Regions from separate parts of the Mus musculus genome. Here region 1 is linked to region 2. A link is a contact called in ENCODE Hi-C or POLR2A ChIA-PET data. All regions are on one chromosome and are shown on one strand. The core of a region is the stretch at or near the end of the contact, and the rest is flanking DNA. Distances in the headings are between cores, read along the strand shown. Region 1 holds the start of Cemip2 (cell migration inducing hyaluronidase 2). Region 2 holds the start of Zfand5 (zinc finger, AN1-type domain 5).

Region 1 (4,090 bases), core at 888-3,387, 510 kb after region 2:
ACCTTTGTGTTTTAAATTTCTCTCTGCCTTCTCGTAAGTGTGATTGCAGTTAGGGTTCACCCAGGCAACTCAGAAAAATCTCTCAGTCAAGACTCTTACTCCAATCACATCTCCATACCCAGTAGTTTCCAGGATTAGAAACACCCACACCCACACACCCACATACCCACACACACACACAAACACACATGTTAGGGTGGCCTGCCTCTCTTCTCTTTTAAAAATTATTTTTAGTATTTTATGTGTATAAGTATTTTGCATGCATGTATGTCTGTGTACCTACCATTGAGGTCGGAAGAGGGCATTGGATCCCCTGGAGCTGGAATTAGAGACAGTCATGAGCTGCCCTGTAGGTTTCTGGGAATCAAATCTGGATCCTCTGGAAGAGGAGCCCAAGCCATATCTCCAGCCCCCATCCTCCCTTCTTGAGTTCTAAACATGTCCCATTGAGGCCACCTTAAGAGTCCTTCCTCCTTTGCAGTTTGTCATAGAGAATCATCTGCTCTATTATGTTAAGTCCTCCCCTTTTCTCTTCTAAAGAGGGACTGGGGCTGGAGATGGCAGATGGGTAAGGATTTTGTGACGGCTCAGATGTCTCTGGAGCTTCTCCTTCTGCATCTTTCCAAGGTTTTAGTTAACTGTGGGTTCGGTCCAGAAGCATTGCCAAAATTTACATTTGCAGACTCCTCTGACTCAGTCCATAGAGCTTTGTTGAGGCATTTCCAAGTTTTTTAGGATCTCAGGGGATTCTTATTAGCCCCAGTCTGGAAACATTGGTTCAGTTCTACCAAGTCCTAAACCAAACCTTGGAAATAGGGTATTCCTTTTTCTGTCTGCTGGTGTATCATAGCTACACGGTTGAATTTTTACTGGAAGGGGGAGAAAACAAACAAATAAACAAACAGACAGACAAACAACAGTGAGCCTGAAAAATGAACAATCCTGCCTGTACAGTATTCAATGAAACAGTTCCCCAGAGGCGACACGTCCAACTCCGAATTAAATAGAGGATGATGACTGTCCGGATTTGGCAATCTGGCAGCTGTCATTAGCTCCTGACCTCGTGGTCTGACGGACCAAGCCAGGTCGCGCCCTTTGCTGCAGGAAAGGCTTTTCCTCTGCCAGAGCAACTTCCTCCAGGGGACCGGGTGGTGGCAGGGCTACTCATGCCACCCGGCCAGTATATTCTGCAGTAGGGTGGGCTGAGGATTGGTTTTCAGTGTTGCATCTCCGCCTCCTGCAAGCTTCAGCCACTCTAGAGTAGCGTGGCCAGAAGGCGTGACCAGGCCTAGGTATATTTATTCTGGCCTTAGTGTGAGATGCTGGGGCTGCTCCAAGCTCCTAACCAGAACTGGACAACGGTCTGAAGTCAAGAACACACTGACTCTGCTGAGAGGGCTACGAATCCAGCTTCCTTGTTGGCCAGGTGGGGGCAGTCGAGGCGCCAGGACCCGAGGCTCAGAAAGTTTTGAGTGAGGTGGGGGGCTTGCGGGATATTATTGGGGGAATATACTGCTATGCCGAGTCAGCTTCATTCCGGAGCGATAAAAGATGTCGAACTCAGCTATTGGATGATAAAGGAAGAGAAAAGAGTTCAACCCTGTGTGTGTGTGTCTCAGGGGTGGTGGTGGTGGTGGTGGTGGTGGTGGTGTGTGTGTGTGTGTGGGTGGTGGTGGTGGTGGTGGTGGTGGTGGTGGTGGTGTGTGTGTGTGTGTGTGGGGTGGTGGTGGTGGTGGTAATAGGGGTTCAGCAGCCTGGCTAGACCCGAGAAGATGCAGGTTCAGTTTCGAGTGATGAGGGGTGCAGGCTCAGGTCGACTTTGTCAAGAGGTGACAAAAAAAGCAGTATCAGACTCAGCTGGGATGATGAGGTACACAGACTCAGGTTCAGGCCCGCTGCTTTTCCTGAACTCCCAGGTAGTCATCTGTAGCCGAAGGTCAAGGAGCCGCTGGGAAACCCTGGCCGCCGACGGTGTTGGCGGGCGTCCTTCCTGCTGAAGGCAGCTGGAGGCGCTGAGCCTTCGTCTGCAGCTTGTGGTGGGCGGAGCCTCCGCAGGTCTCGTCCCTCTGACAACAGGCCCCGCCCACCCCGCCTTTGACCCGCCTCCCTAGCTCGGGGCCGCCTGCCCAATCCGCAGCACTCTCGGCCCAGCCGAGCCGGCGCTTGTGTGGCCGGAGGCTGATTAGAGGGACCCTAGCGAGCCGCGGCGCCCGCCGAACCGGGGACCTGCGCGGCTCGGGAACGCGCCCTGCCTGCCGCTATTGTCTCGGAGCCGCACAGGCTCGCGCCGCCCGGACGGCGATTCCCCTCCTCTTCCTCCGGGAGGGAAGGATCCAAGAGCGCCAAGCCGGGCTGGCTGGAGGAGGTGGCCGCGAAGGCGGAGGGAGGAGCGTTACTCCCCGGCCCCGACTGCTTCTCCTCCGGCGTAGGTTGCCGCTGAATTCAGAGCGGCAGCGGGACGCGGGTTCCTGGCCATGGAGAGGAGATCTGCACGCGGGGACTCCAGGAGCTCTGCTCCCGCTCCTGCTCCTCTGGCCATCGCGTAGACACCTGAGTAGACCGACGCCAGGAGGGGGAGGGGAAGGTAAGGCTCCTCTAGTCCCGGGTGCCCAGCCCCGCCTCCTTGGCGGTCCCAAGGGCCCGGAGGGCGCAGACCCGACTTGCGCACCTTGGCGTCCTGGAGGCCTGGCTGTCCCTGTGCTGGCGTTTTTTTGCCGAGAAGCACAACATCCTGTGGGTTCCAGCGTCCGCCTTTGCCGGCGCCTTCCCGCCGGAGTTCTCCCATACATAGCGCCCCGAGACTCAACCTTCTTCCATGAAAAGGGGTCCTTAGGAATAGAGGTTTGATCCCCTTTTCATCCACTTTGTGTTCCCGGGGAGGTTAACAATGGGTCTTTTAAAGTCGGTGTGAACAGCCCTAAAGTTTCTGGAAAGGCTGCGTGGGGGACGCGGACCGCAGTGAAAGATTGATGGAATGTGCATTGTGGAGCCTTGGCGTCTACAAGAGCACGCTTGTGTAAAGTTTGGGGGGGAGTGTGGATCTTTGTCTCCTACTGTTCCCCTGAGTTGGTGTGACCCTGCTCCGTGTGGTAAGGCGCAGTTTCAGAATCTGGGCATCTTTAAAGCTGGGGACCAGTTTTTAGCACAGGACCTCACTCACCACAGTTCCTTGGCAGAGTTGGGAGGTCCTGGCAAAGAATGGGGTTCTCACTGCGAGTACCCTGAGGTGCTTCACGTAATACTACTTACTGCCCTCTAGCAATAAAACCAAGGTCTCTGCTGGGGGGCTGGTGTTTGTCACCAGACCCCCTGTGGAGCAGAAACACTCCCCTTAAATTCTCCGCCGAAGGTTAGGAGAACAGACTTTTGACACATCTCCTTTCTTCTGCAGTTGGGGTTAAAGGTAGAGTGCCTGTCTTTTAGGAACTTCCATCTGCTCCTGAACCACACAGTGTGTTGGACTGACTCCCTTGTGCTGGTGACTAGTCTGATGCTACACAGTTGCACATGTTGAAGGGCTGCAGAAGTCTTAAGGGCTCTTACCAGTAAAAAGAAAATTTAGAGGAAGAGGAGGCAGGAGAAGAGTTTCATCAAAGCTTAAGGGAAGCCTGAATTCCCATTGCAACCAGGCTTATCTGTTGGAAATGGCCACTAAACCCAAATACAAACAAATTATATATATCCCTAAAGATTAAGAAAACTTGACCCATTAGCACTGGTCTGGTCTCCATATCCTACTCTGGTGTGTCCCTTATTGTCTTTCCCTTTGAGTTTGCATTTCTGGGCAAAGCAAAATGTGCACCAGGCATGCTGTTCATTTAGTTAACATGGGACAGCTCGTGATAGTGTCTTCTGCCTTTAAAATAACATTCTTTATTTATGTGTAGGGTGGTGAGTCGGGGCTGGAAATTTATCTCAGACTTTAAGCTCACTCTATCCCATACTGTGTCTGATTTTTGTCCTCACAGAACGGAAAGTTAAGGTTAGACGAGAACTCTGAGCCGTCACCTGTTCTCTGTCAGCCTGTGGATGAGAGTAAGCTGAGGCGTGGTGAGTGTGCATCTCTCTGTGTGTGTGTTAATGTGTGCGC
Region 2 (4,026 bases), core at 193-2,692:
TTTAAAATGACTTTGTTGTTTAAATTGGACAAGATAAATTATAAAGCTCTTCTTTTTAAAATGGAAGAATAAAAAGAGACAGACAATAAGGTATGCTCTATTTAAAAAAAATCTCTGAAGTTATTTTTATCCTCATAATTACGGTTTCCATTAGTCTCTAGCGCTTCAGGCAAGAGCATCCTTCATCATGACTGCCTTACCCTGACAAATGGACAGGGAGGGCATTTTTCTCAGTAAACTGCTGTGATAAATAAGGAGACCCTAAATGAAAAATAGATGACACTGAAATGGCTGGTAAATGGTAGCAGTTAGTTTTATTATTTACTAGTTTACAGAAATAAATCCCAAAGATCCTAGGACAAATGACCCAAACTAAGTCTGAAATACATTACTTGACCATAGCAATATAACCCCGAAATAGGTTTTTAAAATGTATTATGTACCGGTTAGTCCACTTGCTGTGCAGGGAGCAGTTAGATTTGGAGCATCAGGGCAGCACCCCTCCCCCACACTACTTCCACAATATCACAAATACAAAATCTAGAAATGAGGTTCGTGTGTCCCAGTCAAGGCCAACCCTAGGGTACCTTAGAGATAGGCCTAGGGTTTTTAAATACCCGAAATGAAGGACCCTAAGTGCATAAATGCCGTTAAGGTAGCCCTTCAAGGCCTACGGTTCTTAAATACCCGAAGTGAAGGACCCTAAGTGCATATTTGTAGCTAAGGTAGTAGCCCTTATGGATTTCGGCAGAGACATTTTGTGACCAGAACCCACGGAGAGACCAGCAGAAAGCTTCTTCTGTTCGTGCTCTGGGCAGGTACCCAGCACCTTGCCCTTGCCTGGGGTCCGGCTTGTTTGTCCCTCTTGCTCCATCTCATCAGGCTTGTCAGGGTTCTCCGTGCTTCACTGGAATAGTAAATTTCCAGGGGTTTCTATAGGCTGGCTTAACAGTTCAGAACGGCGGCGCGGGGCTGGGGCTGGTGGGCGGTCCTAGCTCAGAGCTGGCAGCGCACCGCGACCTTGGGCGGTGGCAGGCGGAGCTGCGGCGACACCCGGAACCCTGCCAGCCTCCTCCGGGCCGTGCCTTCCCGTCCCGCGGGGAGGGGACCCCGGCGGAGCTGGGGACGAAGCGTGAGAAACTGGGCTGGTGTGGGTGGCTGAGGGCGGACAATAGGGTTAAAAATAGAAGCGCTGCCTCCGTGGACCCGCCGCAGCAGCTCCACCCAGGGCCCCGCGGGCCGGAGGGTGACTGGGCGACGGTGACCGCAGCCTCCGGACTCGCCCCGCCCCCAAGTGCGGCCCCGCCCCCGGCTAGTGCCTGCAGGTCAGGGGCGGGGCCTCGTCCCGCGACGTCATCGCGCCGCGGGCGTGCCGACCGGGTTTTCGCTGACGCACAGGCCCCGCCCCCGCCGCCCTTTCCCTCAGATCCCGAGCGCCGGTCAGAGCCAGAGCGTCAGTCGTCGGGATCGCTGAGCGGTGTGCATCTGGTCAGGCGTCCGCTCGCTGCCCGGAGTCGCGCAGAGTCTCTGGCGAACGCGGAAGCCCGAAGAGCGCAGTCCTCGGGCCCCGTCGGCGCTCAGGCCTCTCCGCGCGCCTCCTCACTCGGCCGGGACGTCGCTGTGGAGGCGTGAGGTGCCGGCGGCCGGGCGCCTGGAGCGGCGCTAGCCCCGCGGCCTGCGGTTCTTCTCCTCCCCCGCCGCCCTCCCACCCGAGCTGCGGCGGGGCTCGGCCGCCTCGGCGCTTCTGCACGAACAAAGGAGGCCTCCGCGGCGCCAGCGCAGCTCCGCCTGCGCTCCGCTCCGCTCCGGCCCGCGGCGGCCGCTAGCCAGCCCTTCCCGGAGGCCTCAGCCCGGCCCACCGCCCGGCGTCGCGCGCCAGCTCGCTAGTGCATCCGGGCCCCCGCAGGGTAAGTGGCGCGAGCCGGGACGGCGCGGGGGCGGGAGCACGCCCGATCGGCGAGCACAAAGACGGGCCCGGCCGGGCCAGCGGGCTGGACGGGACAATGCCCGGCGTGCCGCGGCGCCGGGTGCCGGCCGGCCGACCGACCGACAGGATAGACAATGGCAGAGGCGGCTACTGCCGCGCCTGGCTCCCTGCACAGCCGAGTTGTTCCGGCGAGGGACCGTCGAGTGCATGACTCAGTGGTTTTTGGAGCAGGCCCTACCGGGCTTCCCGGAGCGCGGCCTGCGCTGCGAGGGGGGTGGGGGGCCTCTGGGTCCCGAACTCGGTCGAAATCGCTGGAACCGGGACTGACGGCTCTTCTCCCGGAGGGTTTTTAGTTTTTTCCAATGCGGTTAAGCTTCTCCCTCAAAATCCTTTGCATGGAAGCAAGTCGAGCGCCTCTCCCTTTGTTTCTTTCCTACGTGAACATTTGTGAAGTTGACATTTTGCTTGCTTTCCGTGCACTCCGTGTAGTTGTATTCTGAGGGAAGGTATTATAAGCTAACTGTCGATTGGAGCTGCCTAAGAATATTACCTGAGATAATTAGAAGAAAATAATATATAGGTCAGAGCCTCCTTTCTTAAAATCGGTATTTAGTAATCAAGGGAATAGTAAGATAGTAATTAATTTTATCTTATTTTGATTTTTTTAGGTGAGATTTCATTATTCAACTGCTGAAAATATTTCACTTTTACATTTCAAGTTTGTTTTTGAAGTGTCTCGCCCCAAAATAAGGGATTTCTTTTAGTTGTTCTAAATTGTTTTGTGGCTGGAACCGGTATTAAGTATGGAAAGAAGCTCTTAGAAAAAAAAAACTATTTGACTGTTTGGCAGAGGTGTCTGAAATCTGGAGACTAAGGACTTGCACAAGGTCAGGCTTAGTAGCACATTAGAGTTTAGAGTTCGGGTCTGACCTCGAGGTTAGGGAGTGATCTTGCCATTTTGAACCATTGCCATTTTGAACCATGGTATGCACCTGAAACAGCTATTCCATACTTTAAAAGAAAACTTCATTCATTTCAGATTTTGAGTTGGAAAATCATTTTTAGTCCAGTGAGGTTTGTTTTAAGCTATGAGCTAAGAAAGAAAAAGCGTGAATTTAAACAAAACAGAGCATTCTAGCTATGCGGGAAAGGGTTTATGGATGACAAAGTTTTTAACAACTTGTTTTGCACCACCCCCGCCCCAGCCCCAATGTAAGGACAATACAGTATATCTAAACTAACAAAAACCCTATAGTTATAGTAACTGTAAAGAGTATTTGTGCTTCCATTCTTTCTCCTACTTATTGTGCCTACTTACTCTCCCCTTGCCCCACTTTTAATATTCACAATTTACTTTATGATTTATTCTGCTTGGGTATTGTGGATTGAAGGTGAGGCTGTTCTCTGATCCTGCATTAGAAAAACTTGGAGGCATTAATTGCATTTTGTTATGTGAGATATGTGAATGCTGCATCGTTAGTTCTTGGGGTTGTGTAGGAGTTGGCAGGCTCTGAGATATAAATAGAAGCTGATTTCAGAGGCCCCTGTTGACTAGGCTTTATGTGAGAGCCTCCATCCAGCTCAGCTTGTCACATTGCAGCCTTGTGACAGGCTGAAGCGCCCTCCCATGTGATCTAAGCTTCAGAGAAGTATTAAAGCAAGCTGTGCACATGTGATGGCATTTAAAATCTGACTTACTAGAAGGGAAGAAAACTATTGTCTTAGTTCTTGATATTTCTGTGTCTCTGCCTAAGATTTTAGTTGTTTTCTTAAGATCCTTATCTATGTGGGAGGAGGCCTTGGGTGGGATATTCTTCTTTACCATAAGAAAAGTGCTTTCTTATTAATAACTAAGGATTGTTGATGTGATCTGTTTGTTGGTCTTTGGCCGGTGTCCTCTGAAGTAGTCTAGTAAGTGAGATTAGCATAGTTTCTCGAGCAGGCTGATAAAAGCCTAACTTTTTGCATAGGGTAAAGGGCAGTACACTGCCCGGTGAAAATGAAGATATATAATTTATTATTTGAATCTTTTTTTTTTCCGATGCTTATGTTTTATGTTACACTCGGCATTTTAAAACCTCAGCTAAAAGTGTTTATTA

The links. A loop is a pair of places that touch in the nucleus more often than their neighbours do. ChIA-PET counts read pairs that join two places held with the same protein, here RNA polymerase II (POLR2A).
Region 1: a map of heart shows a loop between it and region 2 (2.4-fold over the local background). The contact joins the promoter of Cemip2 here to the promoter of Zfand5 in region 2. A Hi-C loop is called at or near these places in 1 of 37 maps with a recorded cell type or tissue (heart). POLR2A ChIA-PET finds 5 or more read pairs at or near these places in 3 of 5 experiments (Patski and embryonic stem cell).

What each region holds. Positions count from the first base shown.
Region 1 is chr19:21,776,203-21,780,292 of GRCm38, forward strand. Cemip2 (cell migration inducing hyaluronidase 2) reads left to right here and starts at 2,138. Exons shown (of 24, transcript NM_001033759.2): 1 at 2,138-2,584.
Region 2 is chr19:21,270,836-21,274,861 of GRCm38, forward strand. It overlaps Zfand5 (zinc finger, AN1-type domain 5), which reads left to right and starts at 1,443. Exons shown (of 6, transcript NM_009551.5): 1 at 1,443-1,907. It overlaps LOC115489044, which reads left to right and starts at 623. Exons shown (of 2, transcript XM_030251153.1): 1 at 623-655; 2 at 940-1,907. The coding sequence starts at 623. The coding sequence ends at 1,632. RefSeq lists an enhancer at 3,249-4,008.